3 separate regions of the Homo sapiens genome follow, and all the other regions are linked to region 3. Evidence: read pairs that join two places in POLR2A ChIA-PET (ENCODE). Cell type or tissue: GM12878. All regions are shown on one strand.

Region 1 (5,000 bases), 670 kb before region 3:
AATGGCAGGCAGGTTAAACAAACAAGAGTCAGTGATGCATTTCCTGGTCATGGGGATGGAGGGAGAAGGGCTCTGTCCTGTCCAGCTGGATGAATGGTGGTATCACTCCGGAAGAAAAGGGAGAACTTCATTAGTGGTGCTGGGGAGAACAGATGATCGATCTGTCTTAGGCACTATGAGCTTTTTCTCTCTATACACATTCTTTTTCTACTTGCATTGTCAGAGACTGAAAGAAATTGTGTTATTCTTCAATTACATTTTTATTTCTATCGATTTCTCGTGTTGCAGTTTTGCTTATGTAGTTTGATGGTAAGAGTTTACAGCAGTGTTACATTTTGAAGATTTTAATTTTTAATTTTTGAATAAAAATATTGGTATGTGTTCAAAATTGTAGGCAGCCTCTATGACTCCCAATTCCCTCTCCAAAGGTAACCCTGGTTTCTAGCTTAGGATGCATAAGAAAATATACAGTATAGGTTATGGTCCTCATCTTTATTCATTTCATTCCTGAATAATAATCTGTACACATACACATTTTGTTCAGTTAATGACAATTTTGGTTGTTTCTTCTTTTTGGTTATTAATACTGCTATGCACATGTATGTATAAGTTTTTGGTAGATACAGATTTTTAATTCTTGTAAACTGTAACTATGAATGAAACTGCTAGATCATATGGTAACTATGGTACCTTTGGTGGAACTGTGAAGCCATTTTCCAAAGCAGCTGCACCATTTTATAATCCCACCAGCAATGGTGGTTTTTTTTTTAATTTTTTTTTAAATTTCTATTTATTTTTTGAGATGAAGTCTCATTCTGTCACCCTGGAGTGTGGTGGCGCGATCTTGGCTCACTGCAACTTCCACCTCCCGGGTTCAAGTGAGTCTCGTGCCTCAGCCTCCCTAGTAGCTGGGATTACAGGTGCCCACCACCACTCCTGGCTAATGTTTGTATTTTTTAGTAGAGACGGGCTTTCGCTGTGTTGGCCAGGCTGCTCTCGAACCCCTGGCCTCAAGTGATCTGCCCACCTGGCCTCCCAAAGTGCTGGGATTACAGGTGTGAGCCACCCTGCCCGACCCCAACAATGTTATGAGGGCTCCATTTTCTGTACATCTTTGCTAACTCTTGTTATTGTCTTTAAAAAGTTATTGTCATCCTAGTGGGTGTGAAGTGATGTCTCACTGTGGTTTTGATTTGCATTTCTCTAATGGTGCTGAACATCCCTTTCATGTGCTTATTGGTCATTTGTGTGTGTGTGTGTGTGTGTGTGTGTGTGTGTGTGTGTGTGTGTGTGTATATTTTTTTTTTTTTTGAGATGGAATCTGGCTCTGTTGCCAGGCTGGAGTGCAGTGGCACGATCTTGGCTCACTGCAACCTCTGCCTCCCTGGTTCAAGTGATTCTCCTGCCTCAGCCTCCCGAGTAGCTGGGATTACAGGCACGCACCACCACGCCTAGCTAATTTTTGTATTTTCAGTGGAGACGGGGTTTCACCAGGTTGGCCAGGATGGTCTCGATCTCCTGACCTCGTGATCTGCCCACCTCAGCTTCCCAAAGTGCTGGGATTACAGATGTGAGCCACCGCGCCCAGCCCATTTGTATATATTTTTTGGAGAAATTTCTATTTGTATCTTTTGCCCATTTAAATAACTGGATTGTCTTTTTTATTGTTGAGTTGTAAGAATTCTTTTTTTTTTTTTTTTGGGACGGAGTCTCGCTCTATCGCCCAGGCTGGAGTGCAGTGGCACGATCTTAGCTCACTGCAAGCTCCGCCTCCCGGGTTCACGCCATTCTCCTGCCTCAGCCTCCCGAGTAGCTGGGACTACAGGCGCCCGCCACCGCTCCCGGCTAATTTTTTGTATTTTTAGTAGAGACGGGGTTTCACGTGTTAGCCAGGATGGTCTCGATCTCCTGACCTTGTGATCCGCCCGTCTCGGCCTCCCAAAGTGCTGGGATTACAGGCGTAAGCCACTGCGCCCGGCCCAAGAATTCTTTATATATTTGGAATACTAAATCCTTATCAGATATATGATTTACAAATACTTCCTCCCAATTTTTGAGTTGTCCTTTTTTTTTTTTTCTTTTTTTTTTGAGACAGTCTTGCTCTGTCACCTAGCCTGGACTGCAGTGGTGCCTATAGTTAGTTCACTGCACTCTCAAACCCCTGGGCTCAAGCCATCCTCCCACCTCAGCCTCTCAAGTAGCTAGGACTACAGGTGCATGCCACCATACTTGGCTAATTTTTTTTTGTAGTTTTTGTAGAGATTGGTTCTATGTTGCCCAGGCTGGTCTTAAACTCCTGAGCTCAAGCAGTCCTCCTGCCTTGGCCTCCCAAAGTGTTGGGATTACAGCCATGAGCCACTGCACCTGGCCCTCACTTTCATTCTTGAAAGATATTGTCACTGGATATAGAATTCTGGGTTGACACATTTTACTTTTTCTAAAGGTGTCATTCCATTGTCCTCTAGTCTTCACTATTTCTGATGAGAATTTTGCTGAAATTCATGTAAATCTATTGTTGTTCCCCTATGCAGTGTGTCATTTTTTTTCTTGTTGCTTTCAAGACTTTCTATGTTTAGTTTTCAGACTATGAAGTCCCTGGGTGTGATGTTCCTTTATTTATTTTGCTTGAGATTTGCCATGTTTCTTGACTCTTTCCCCATATTTGGCCATTTTTTTTTTTAAACCTTTCTGCCTCATTCTCTCTTCCCTCATTCTGTGACTCCAACTATATATATGTTAAGACTGCTTGACACTGTTCACAGATAACTGAGGCTCTGATCATTTTTTCTGTATCTTTTCTGTTTTTTAGATTGGATATTTCAGGGTTTGGGAAACTGGCCACAGGTGGAATGTTTATTCTCATTTACAGTGGCTGCTTGCTTCCACACTATGATGGCAGAAATGAGTAGTTATAAAGGGGATTTTTGACCCACAAAGCTAAAAATATTACCTGACCCCTCACAGGTTTACTAATCCCAGCTCTATTGCCAGTTTAATGATTCTTTAATCTGCCAATGTGCTGTTAATCCTATCTAGTGAATTGACTTCATGTGTTGTATTTTTAAGTTCTAGAATTTTTATTTGGTTCTTTTTGTCATGATTTATCTGCTGACAATTCCTATTTGCTCATTATGAGCATATTTTCCTTTACATCCTGGAGCATGGTTATAATTACTTTAAACATCTTGAATGTTAATTCCAACATGTCAGTCATATCAGAGTCAGTTTCTGTCAATTGCTTCTTGAGCATAGATCACATTTTCTTGTTCATATGTATAGCAGTTTTGAATTATATAATTGCAGAAAATCTGGTGAAGTGTTTTTTTTTTTGTTTTGTTTTGTTTTTTTTACAGCAGGCATTTAACGGCTGAACTCAAGATTTAAAACTTTGATTCCAGCCAGGGACAGTGCCTCATGCCTGTAATCCTAGCATTTTGGGAGGCCAAGGCGAAAGGATGGCTTGAGGCCAGGAGTTTGAGACCAGTCTGGGCAACACAGCAAGACCCCATCTCTACAAATAAAAACCTCCCAAGTAGTTGGTGGTATGTGCCTGTAGTCCCAGCTATTAATACTTGGGAGGCTGAGCTGAGAGGATTGCTTGAGCTTAGGAGATCAAGGCTGCAGTGAGCTATGATTGTACCACTGCACTGCAGTGTGGGTGACAGACACAGACTTTGTCTCAAATTTAAGAAAAGGAAGGCGGCCGGGCTCAGTGGCTCACGCCTGTAATCCCAGCACTTTGGGAGGCCGAGGTGGGTGGATCACGAGGTCAGGAGATCGAGACCATCCTGTCTAACACGGTGAAACCCCGTCTCTACTAAAAAAAATACAAAAAATTAGCCGGGCATGGTGGTGGGCGCCTGTAGTCCCAGCTACTCTGGAGGCTGAGGCAGGAGAATGGCGTGAACCCGGGAGGCGGAGCTTGCAGTGAGCCGAGATTGCACCACTGCACTCCAGCCTGGGTGACAGAGCGAGACTCAGTCTCAAAAAAAAAAAAAAAAGAAAAGAAAAGAAAAGGCAAAACACAAGCAAAAAAAACCCTTTGATCCTCCTCTGGTGGGCAGCAGCTGAAATTTGTCTTTATTTCTTTTGGCCTTAGCTGGGCTGTTTAGAGTCTGCCCTCTGTGTATTTCAGAAATCAGATTTAGGCAGGGCTTATACATGGTATTTTCTGTATTTCATGTATATTTTAAAGTTGTTTTTAGCCAGAGGATTGATTTGAATAACAGCCCAGTATTACTGGGGATCAGAACAGCAGCTGACAGTTGTTTTTATGTTTTTATGGCTTGTTTTAATATCAGCAGTGGGTTGGGTGTGGTGGCTCATGCCTGTAATCCCAGCACTTTGGGAGGCAGGATTGCTTGAGCTCAAGAGTAGGAGGTTGCAGTAAGCTATGGCTGCACCAGTGCATTCCAGCCTAGGCAACACAGTAAGACCCTGTCTTAAAAAAAAAAAAATCAATCAGCAATAGGGTAGTCATAATTTTAACAATGAAATCCAGTTGCTTTGAATGCCTCAAAGATTCTAGTTTAAGCCTGGCTTGCTAGGAGGCATGCATCCTGGTCCCCTCCTCCTAGGAACTCCTAGTTTGTGTGAGGTGATACCCTCTCATGAGTAATGGTCAACACTGCTGCAGCATTATTGGAGAGGAAGGTGTCGGCATGCCCCTTCTGGACAGCAGCTGGGTCAGCCCAGGGCTTGGCAGCCAAAACCCCAGCTCTTTCCTGCCACCTACTAGGGTTGGTGGATCTCCATCTCCAATACGATGCTGTTTGCATGGTCCTTCCCTGTTTACAGAAACTCCCCACAGTTCTGTATGTATGCTAAACAAGTCGTGTCTACAAAACCTGGCTGTGATTATTTTCTCATAATCTGGGCAATGAGCTCAGTCTCTGGAAGCAGGAAGATCTGGGGCAAATTAGCTGCCCTTGAAACTTTGGGTACATAAAATGGATGATAAAATCTGCCGTTACATAATGAGACTGAAGATCTGAGATGAC
Region 2 (5,000 bases), 350 kb after region 3:
CCCATCTTAGGCGACACCGACTCCTAGGCGCCCTCCAGAGCCAAGCAGCTTGCGACTTCTGGTAGGCACCGGAATCCCCTGGGATGCTTGTTTTAAAAGTCCTGGGCCGGGCACGGTGGCTCACGCCTGTAATCCCAGCACTTTGGGAGGCTAAGGCGGGTGGATCACGAGGTCAGGAGTTCAAGACCAGCCTGGCCAACATGGTGAAACCCTGTCTCTACTAAAAATACAAAAATTAGCCGGACGTGGTGGTGTGCGCATGTAGTCCCAGCTACTCAGGAGGCTGAGGCAAGAGAATCGCTTGAACCCAGGAGGTGGAGCTTGCAGTGAGCCAAGATCATGCCACTGCACTCTAGCCTGAGTGACAGAATGAGACTCTGTCCCAAAAAAAAAAAAAAAAAAAAATTCCCAGACCCTCGGCCCCAGACCTTCCCAAAGGAGGCTCAGGGATTAGGTATCTGGCTGTTGGTGACACAGGTGGTCTATGAACCAGTTCTGAGAAACTGTCCCGCGTGGACAGGGGGTAGATCCCATCAGTTCTCAAAGGAGGCCAGGATGTCTCGCCTCCTGAACTCCACAGGCTGGTAGAAGCGGGGCTTGAGGGACAGCAGGTTGGGAGCTTGAGGACTAAGTGGGCCAGTCCTGTCCTACCACAGTGGGGGGAACAGTCCACAGAAAACTTGCTCATGACCACACTGGGAGCCGACTGTTCTTCCCATCCCAAGTCTCTGACACTGGGGGCTTTGGGTGAAACCTTAAGGAGATGGTCAGATGGGTGGTCCAGGGTATACTTTTAACAACTGAGAAGCCATTTTTTCTGCCCCCTGGGCACATGTGCCCAGCTCTGCAAAGACAGTGGCCAAGTTGAAGACAAGTCTTCCATGTGGGGTGGAGATGGGAGGGGTGGGTGCCAGGCTGCAGCCTGTGTCCTCCTGATAGGCCCAGCCCCCTCGGTGGCCTCCGTGTTCCTGGGGGAAGGAAGGAAGGAGCTGGAGGATACAGTGGTGCCTATCTCGGGAGCCCAGGGAGGCAGGGACACAGGAGTGGCAGGCTTGGGGCGCCCGCGTGGAACAGTGCCAGGTCTACGTTTACCCACTACCAGATAGACTTTTTCATTTCAAGCATAACTTGAGTCTGCACTGGGGAGACACTCGTGGTGGGGGTGGCTGTGATGAGGGCACTTGCGAGTCCCGACAACAGACACTGGCTCCTGCACCCACATCACCACCATGTCCCAGGGGCAGCCTGGAGGGGAGTTTGTGGTCAGAGCCCCAGCCAGGAAAGGAGAGAGTTCCAGAATGTTCCAAGAGTCTAGCCGCAGGCCCCAGACACCATGAGCTGGAGGGTCGGGATGGGGCAGCCTCCCTGGTGCAATCGGCACCTGGGCCCCCGGGCCCTGTCAGTGCTGTCGTGAGGTCTGTCTGCCCTGGGTCAGAGCAGCAGGCAGAGCCGGCGCTTCTTCTGCCGTTGCGCCTTCTTCAGAGCGCTGAGAGCCACCTTGGCGGCCTCCCGGAAGACGTCCTCCACATTCTCCCGAAACTTGGCGGAACATTCCAGGTAGAGAGCAGCTCGGATCTGTTCGCAGGCGCTCAGGCCCTGGGTGGGGGGAGGAGCCAGCATTAGGTGAGGGGCCCCTGGAGGTCTCCTAGCACCACCTGGTGGGTTTGGGACTGGCTCTGAGGACTCTGCAGGGATGGAGGCCTTGGTTTGGGCCTGTCTGTCTCCTCCATCCTGGCTGCCCCTCACAGTGTGTGGGTGGAATGGAGGGCCAGGGCAGTGCAGCCCGCAGGTTGGAAGAAGCCCTGTCCAGGCCCCCACCCTGGCCTCTCTCCAGCTCCGGGCAGGGAGGGGCTGAATCCTGAGACCCGGGGTTGGTTCCCCCAGGTGTCTCCCAGGCCTGTGAGAAGAGTTGGAGGCCTCAAGACAGAAAGGACTTCCAGCCACCTCTCTCCCTTCTCTGAAAGTACCATTTAGGCAAATTAATTTGCCCTTTTATTTATTTATTTTTGAGATGGAGTTTTGCTCTTGTTACCCAGGCTGGAGTGCAATGGCGCGATCTTGGTTCATCACAACCTCTGCCACCCAGGTTCAAGCGATTCTCCTGCCTCAGCCTCCCGAGTAGCTGGGATTACAGGCATGCGCCACCATGCCCGGCTAATGTTGTATTTTTAGTAGAGATGGGGTTTCTCTCATGTTGGTCAGGCTGGTCTCAAACTCCCAACCTCAGGTGATTCGCCCGCCTCGGCCTCCCAAAGTGCTGGGATTACAGGCGTGAGCCACTATGCCCGGCCGGATTTGCCCTTATTAATGGTTATTTCTTGTGAAAGTTTCTTTTTGCCTTTGCATTCCTTTTATTCTGTTTATTCCCCCATGCCTCACCCAAAGAGTTGCACGGTCAATTGGCCCGTGAAGGGGACGCCTACTTTCAAACAAGGCAGACAGGACACGACAGGACGGCGGCTCATAGCACAGACTTTGGATTGCAGTGGATGGGACCAGATCCTGGCTCCACTTCTCGCTAGCTGTGTGGCCCTGGGCAAGCTGCTTAACCTCTCTGGGCCTCAGTTTCTCCCCCTGTAAACTGGGGGATGTGAACAGCGCCTGCCTCCGAGTCCTAAGGATTGGGAGTAGTCGTGTAAAGTGCTCAGGTCCACAGGCCATCAATACTAATAGTTAAAAATTATTCTTAGAATCTTGCTTCCCTCAGCTCCCTGAAAGGCCACTAAGGCACCCCAGTTGCAGAGGCCAAAGGTCCGGGAGGCTTCACAGCCACGGCTGTGCCCCAGGGTCTTGGCCCCGGCCCACCTGCATGTAGGTGATGGGCTCCAGCTGGGCGGCCCGGAGCTTCCGCAGCTGCTCCTTGTCCTTCCTCAGGTCTGTCTTGCAGCCGATGAGCACCATGGGGATCCCGCGGCAGAAATGCGTGACCTCAGGGAACCACTGTGGAGGGAGGAGGCGGGATCAGGGGTGCGGCCGGGCCCAGATGTGGGGCCACCACCCAGGAGGCCGGCCTCACCTTGATGAGGACGTTGTCGTAGCTGGTGGGATTCATGACGTCATAGCAGATGAGCACGAGGTGGGTGTTCTGGTAGGACAGGGGCCGCAGCCGGTCATAGTCTTCTTGCCCTGAAAGCACAGAGCAGCGGGGGTCAGGGGACGTCCCCTCCCTGTCTGGACTCTGACGGGTGAAGGGGAAGGGGCCAGGCAAGTGACCCTGCCTTAGGGCCTCAATTTCCTCATCTATACAATGGGCAGCAAGCCAGGAGTGCTGGCACAGGCCTGTGGTCGCAGCTACTCGGGAGGCTGAGGCCGGAGGATCGCTTGAGCCCAGGAGGTCAAGGCTACAGTGAGCCGTGATCATGCCACTGCACTCCAGCCTGGGTGACAGAGCGAGACCCTGTCTCTTAACAACAAAACCCATGAGCGGCAGCCCCCCAGTCCTGGATGGTGGTAAAGAATCCTCAAGATCAAACCCACGCAGTGCTGAGAGCTTGGCCTGATTCTAGGGCTGGGGCTGGAGAAACTGCTAGAGATGATGCCGATAGCCAGTGTGATCCCCCTGCCCTGATGGTCAAGGGCAGAGTGCAGACTGGAACCCTCCCCTCCCCAAAGATTCAGACCTGTGGGGCTGAGTGGGCTCATAGTGTCCCCAAGTCCTGAGAGGCTGGTGTCTGGCTTCAGCCTCCAGCTTCTCAGGTTCTGATGCAGTCAGCTGAGTTCCCTGCCTATTCTTGCAAGCACTAGGAGGAGGGTGGTGGGTTGCTGGGAACAGCACCGAGCGCCCTCCCCACCCAGATTCACAGAGCACACTCCCTGGGGGGATACTTTAATCCGGAGGCCGTGACGCCTGGCTCCGCCCCGAGACGAGCTGAATCCAAATACGGATCTAGGCTTGAGCTTGGTTGGGTTTGCTTTTTTCTTCTTCTTCTTTATAAACAATTCTTTGTAACTTTTTGTATTGACAGTTTCAAACTTACAGTAAAATTGCAACACGAGTATGAAGAGCTCTCTGACTGTGATTCACCACCTGTTTGCATTGGCCCCTCTGACTTTATCTGGAGACAGACACTTCTGTTTCTCCCTGTCAGGGCACGGTAACTGTAGACATCTGCCTCTTCACCCCTTAGCTCAGCGCCTATCTGCTGAGAACAAGGGCGTTCTCTCCCCTGCCCCAAGCCCCCAGAAACCGCATGGACTCTGCATTCTAATCTGATCCACAGACCATAGTCAGATTTTGACCATTTCACCAATATTGTCCTTTATTTTTTTCCCCGTTGAGGAGCCAGCCCAGCCCAGGGTTCTACACTGCACTTAGTCATCCTGCCCCGGTATTTTTTTAAAATCCCCACAGTGAGAACTGAGAGCTTTTCAGGCTCATTGGTGACCAGCCCCCCGCCCCTCCACTTCCTTCCACTGAACAAGGAACGTGGAGGCCCAGGAATCCCCCTGCCCTGTCCGCAGCTGTTGCAGGTGCTGGGTGGCACCAGCCTGCCCCCCGTTCCTTCTCTGCCAGACACCTCTCAGGACAAGTGGCCTCTCCACGGAGTACCACCAGGCCATGTCTGCTCCTAACCCCTTGCTGGTGATGGGGCATGGCCACCCTCTCCCCACTGGATCCCCCTCAACCCAGGGACCTCCAAAAGTCTTCAGCCAGCTCCCCCATGGAACAGTGCTTAAGGGTGAGGTCACTAGAGACAGATGAGACACATGTTCAAATCCCAGCTCTGCCCTCACTGGCTGTGTGACCTTGACTTAGACAGGACAGTGGTGGGAGTCTTGGCTTCCCCATCTGGGACATGAAAATCATAAAATCTACCTCACGGGGCTGTCACCAGCCAAGGCACACCATTGCACTCCAGCCTGGGTGACAAGAGCGAAACTCTGTCTCAAAAAAAATAAAAATAAAAATAAAAAATGAATTAACATAAAGCATTCAACGCCTCAGTTGCACAAGCCTCATTTCAGGTGATGAACTGCCGCCCGGGGCTCATGGCTAATGC
Region 3 (5,000 bases):
GCGAGCCGTGCACGTGTTCAAGTCCTGAAACAGGCTCCCCTCACCAGGACAGTCACCCCCAAACTTGACCCCCAACATTTCAATGCACAGAAGGGACTGGAAAGTTATGTTCAAAGGCTGAAGCTATTTTAAAACATTATTTTGACTACTAAGTGGGGACAGAAAGATCCATCCTGAGTTGTGGAAACATTGGTCCATGCCGTGAGCCTGTCTGCCTGTGGACACGTGAGCTTCCCGGGCTCAGCTGGGCTTTATCACACATCCCGTGAACACTCATTGAAGTCAGCCTGTTTGCGCCATGTGGGCATCAGCCACTGCTGTCTTGGGAGGACACTTATCCTGTTCTCTTATTTCCCCTTCATCCTATTTTTAACTTAAACTGCTCAGATGTTTGAAACTTCTGTCCTCTTTGGATGAGATCAGTGTCCACAAGTGGCCGACATGGAACATGCTGAGCAGTGGCTCCTCTGAATGTTCACTTTATTAGTCATGTATATTTTAAATGCTAACATTTGATGAATGTAAGTTTCCACATTGTTGCTGTTTCTGCATTTAAACATAATTGGGAACAACTGACATTCTCTAGTCGACTGCCAGGGCCTTAGACTCCACATGTCCATTTTTGTTCAGGTATAGCTTTTTATAGCAAGGGCTGCATCTAGCTTCTTTTATTAGAAGTGTGTGTGCTAAATTCCTTATTAATGTGTAATCAGTTTACATTGTTTTGTATAGTGAAGGTGTATTTTCAGTGCTACCCGCTAGCTGATTTTAACTTTAGGAATAAAATTAGTTTTAAAAGCTTTTGTTTACATTGTCTTGGTCAGTTCCTAAATCAAGTGACCTGGCCTAGCACCCCTCTTCAGAAGAGATGGTGGGAGCACCTTCAAAGATGTCACATGGGGGCCGGGTGCGGTGGCTCACGCCTGTAATCCTAGGACCTTGTGAGGTTGAGGCTGGAGGAATGCTTGAGCTCACAAGTTCAAGACTAGCTTGGACAACATGGCGAAACCCTGTCTTTGGAAAAAATTAGCCAGGCGTGGTAGTCCCAGCTACTCAGGAGGCTGAGGTAGGAGGATGGCTTGAGCCTTGGGTGTGGAGGTTACAGTGAGCCAAGATCACACCACTGAAATCCAACTTGGGTAACAGAGCCAGACCTTGTCTCAAAAAAAAAAAAAAAGAAAAAAAAGAAAAAAACAATGCCACATGAGCAACAGTGCTTACATTTCCTGCTTGCTTATCAGTAAGGTTAACTGCTGATGTGCTGTTTCTTGTGTCCAGGTATTGCGCTAGGTGCTGTAGTTGCCTCTGCAGTCCTCAAAGCAACTTTCTGAAATAAACATTGCTTTGCTTCTCTAACCTCTGAGAAGTTAGACTTGTCTAAAACCTCATGGTTAAAAAGTGGCTATGCAGAATTTGAACCTAGCTCTGATGCCAGAGTTGCTCTTAACCCTTCCAGTACCACATAAGAAATGAGAAACTTGGGCCAGGTGTGGTGGCTCATGCCTGTAATCCTAGCACTTTGGGAGGCTGAGGCGGGTGGATCATGAGGTCAAGAGTTCGAGACCAGCCTGGTCAACATGGTGAAACTGTCTCAACTAAAAATACGAAAATTAGCTGGGCATGGTGGCGGGTCCCTGTAATCCCAACTACTCAGGAGGCTGAGGCAGGAGAATCGCCTGAAACTGGAAGGCGGAGGTTGCAGTGAGCCAAGATCGTGCCATTGCACTCCAGGCTGGGCGACGAGCGAAACTCCGTCTCAAAAAAAAAAAAAAAAAAAGAGGAACTTGAGCTATTATGCAAAAATGTTGTGAAATCTCTTTTAGGTCCAACTTGACTTGACTCAGGATGGTTGAGTTGAGACCAACTGTCATTTCAGTGCAGCTGGGAGTGGCCACTTCTCAGAGTCTGTTATCTCCTGACTGTGCAGTGAGTAACACATATGGCCTTGGGTGCTCAGAATTTATTAGTCCATCAACAGAGCTGAAAATACCTGTGAACACCAGGAGGCAGATGCCCCTGTGCTTTGGGCAGAAAGTTTGTGTGGCTAATAGTAAAGAAAAAAATTTTCTGCTTTTGAAGATCAAAGCATGTAAATCAAGGCCTCCCACTTGTTTGTCTGCAACCACAATTGGTAGTAACTGGCTTGAGCAGGTCATGGTTTCCCTTTAGAAGCAGCATAAGTTGCCAGAGTTTTGTGGGCACTTGTGCTTTTTGTCTAAACTTTTTTTTTTTTTTTGAGACAGAGTCTCGCTCTGTTGCCCAGGCCGGAGTGCAGTGGCGTGATCTCAGCTCACTGCAAATTCCACCTCCTGGGTTCATGCCATTCTCCTGCCTCAGCCTCCCAAGTAGCTGGGACTACAGGCACCCGCCACCACGCCCGGCTAATTTTTCTGTATATTTAGTAGAGACGGGGTTTCACTGTGTTAGCCAGGATAGTCTCAATCTCCTGACCTCATGATCCACCCGCCTCTTCCTCCCAAAGTAATCTTTTGATGAGACTCTGGAAATCTTAACATTTCCTCCAAATTGGTAACTTGGTGGTGGCAAGTCTTTAAATCCAGGCCATAGAAGCTAAGCAGTAGGTGCTGGTTTTGTCTAAACTTAAATTCAAAAATTCAGATTTATACAGTCTTAGTTTAAAGCAGTTTAATGTTTACTCTTAGATTTGTGTATTAAGTTTTAGTGGCTTCTTTATAGAAAGAGTACAAAATGCTTGGTGGATTTTTTAGATAGTAGTTTGAAGTAACCCTGGTTTATTAGCCAGATAATAGAAATGTCAGACAACAGAAATGTTTAGTGTAACAGGCTTGATACTTGGAAATTGGCTTGTTTGGCAGAGGGCAAGCATTTCCCCCTGGAATTTGAATTTTTAAACTGGCATGCCTTTCTACCCCCTCCCCCCCCTTTTTTTTTTAAAGACAGAGTCTTGCTGTTGCCCACCCAGGCAGAGTACAGTGGCATGATCATAGCTCACTACAGTCTTAACTTCTGGGCTCAAGCAGCCCTCCCGCCTCAGCCTCCCCAGGAGCTGGCATATAATGCATACCACCATGCCTGGATAATTTTAAACAATTTTTTTTTTTTTTTTTTTTTTTTAGACAGAGTCTTGCTCTGTTGCCCAGGCTGAAGTTCAATGGTGCAATCTTGGCTTATCGCAACCTCCGCTTCCCAGGTTCAAGTGATTCTTCTGCCTTTTCCTCCTGAGTAGCTGGGATCACAGGTGCATACTACACTCCCAGCTAATTTTGTATTTTTAATAGAGACAGGGTTTTACCATGTTGGCCAGGCTGGTCTCAAACTCCTGACCTCGGGTGATTCGCCCGCCTCGGCCTCTCAAAGTGCTGGGGTTACAGGTATGAGCCACTGCACCCAGCCCCATGCTGCTTTAAGTAAATTTTTTAAATAGGTCATGTCATATGGATAAGTCTGCAGTGGAATACAGTGAAGTCTCTTTATCCCATCTTCACAATATGAAAGGATGTCATTTGAGGTGCCATGGTGTCTTCCTTTGTAAACATCAGATTCCCTAGAGGAAGGGACAGAGCCTCTTTTCTAGGTTACTAAGCTGTGATTTGACACAGCAAACATTCCCTTGGGTTTATGGTCCTTTCATTACTTCATCAGACATGGCGTGTAGGCTCAGAGTAGTTGCTTGTAGCATTTAGCCTCGGCTGGCCTCATCTTTGGCTCATTTTAAAAATAAAAGAGGCTGGGGACGGTGGCTCATCCCTGTAATCCCAGCACTTTAGGAGGCTGAGACCAGCAGATCACCTGAGGTCAGGAGTTCGAGACCAGCCTGGCCAACATGGTGGGTGAAACCCTATCTCTACTAAAAATACAAAAGTTAACTGGGCATGGTGGCAGGCACCTGTAGTCCCAACTACTGGGGAGGCTGAGGCAGGAGAATTGCTTGAACCTGGGAGGCAGAGGTTGCAGTGAGCTGAGATCATACCACTGCACTCCAGCCTGGACAAGAGCGAGACTCTGTCTCAAAATAAATAAAATAAAATAGGTCTGTACAGAGACCATGGATTTGTACTGAAGTACAATCTTACTGGATTGTTCAGTACTCTTGGGAGAGTTTATGGCCACTGTGTTATACAATGGCCTGTCCTGAAACTACAGATCTGCTGTGTCTCTGCTGTATTGCACATCCATGTGGTGGCTTGGATCCCCAGCCCTGGCAGCCCCTCCCTAGCAGACCTGTGTGCTCCAGGAACCCTTAGAGGAGAAACACTGCCTTCTAACCCTGAGCCCTACTTCCCTTAACTAGTCCCAGTTGCAGCCACAAATCTGTCTTGGCTACTAATGAGTGACTACGGGATCCGTTCACCAGAGAACAATGATTAACCTTAAAGCAATTCTTAAGGAAGAGGATGACTTTACTGGATATCAGGGTAGCTATATTATTAATGTTTGGAGGTTTGGAGAACTCAGGCTGTCAAGAAAACAAATATTACCATTCATGAGGACACTGCATTTTAAACAATCAATCAGGCTTACAAAAGAAAGTCACATTTTTATAAACCATGGAGTGAAGTGGATTCCTGAGTTAAATTCTGGGGTACAGTGGCTTCAAGTGTCTTTAGATTGAGTCAACAAGGGTCTGTGGATTTAAATTAACAGGAGACATGTATCTAGATGAGATCTTTCTCTTTTTTTTTTGAAATGCGGTCTCGCGGTCGCCAGGCTGGAGTATAATGGCGCAATCTCAGCTCACTGCAACCTCCGTGTCCTGGGTTCAAGCGATTCTCCTGTCTCAGCCTCCTGAGTAGCTGGGACTACAGGCATGCACCACCACTCCTGGCTAATTTTTGTATTTTTAGTAGAGATGGGGTTTCACCATATTGTGGTCAGGCTGGTCTTGAACTCCTGACCTCAGGTGATCCCTCCCAAAGTGCTGGATCCACTCCACGTGGCCTTGTCTCATTTTAATTAAAACTGTTTTGCCATAGTAAAAATAAAAGGGACAAATAGAAAACTCAGCCATCAGCAAGAAA

What was found. ChIA-PET counts read pairs that join two places held together with the same protein. Peaks named below come from ENCODE experiments on the same cell type or tissue, not always from the same donor. Only the 100,000 strongest peaks of a DNase experiment are listed, where the experiment ranks them.
Region 1: POLR2A ChIA-PET joins it to region 3 with 6 read pairs; 2 of 35 experiments call an interaction of 5 or more read pairs at or near these places.
Region 2: POLR2A ChIA-PET joins it to region 3 with 8 read pairs; 2 of 35 experiments call an interaction of 5 or more read pairs at or near these places.

Annotation. Positions count from the first base shown.
Region 1 is chr12:120,752,546-120,757,545 of GRCh38, forward strand. No RefSeq gene overlaps it. Among named protein-coding and RNA genes, the nearest start is that of ACADS, 29 kb to the left of the region's middle. In GM12878, no CTCF peak of the experiment used is centred here; DNase peaks (open chromatin) are centred at 1,181 and 2,946.
Region 2 is chr12:121,778,067-121,783,066 of GRCh38, forward strand. TMEM120B (transmembrane protein 120B) reads left to right here. Exons shown (of 12, transcript NM_001080825.2): 12 at 1-4,002. It overlaps RHOF (ras homolog family member F, filopodia associated), which reads right to left. Exons shown (of 5, transcript NM_019034.3): 3 at 3,017-3,126; 4 at 2,806-2,940; 5 at 1-1,596. The coding sequence ends at 1,432. Among named protein-coding and RNA genes, the nearest start is that of RHOF, 13 kb to the right of the region's middle. RefSeq lists enhancers at 900-1,418, 1,419-1,937, 3,847-3,906, 3,947-4,016. In GM12878, no CTCF peak of the experiment used is centred here; no DNase peak of the experiment used is centred here; H3K4me3 peaks cover 1,478 bases; H3K27ac peaks cover 2,679 bases.
Region 3 is chr12:121,423,549-121,428,548 of GRCh38, forward strand. It overlaps RNF34 (ring finger protein 34), which reads left to right. Exons shown (of 6, transcript NM_025126.4): 6 at 1-800. The coding sequence ends at 28. It also overlaps a transcript of KDM2B not described here. Among named protein-coding and RNA genes, the nearest start is that of MIR7107, 18 kb to the right of the region's middle. RefSeq lists an enhancer at 1,962-2,041. In GM12878, a CTCF peak has its summit at 2,002 (motif pointing right); a DNase peak (open chromatin) is centred at 1,893; H3K27ac peaks cover 2,313 bases.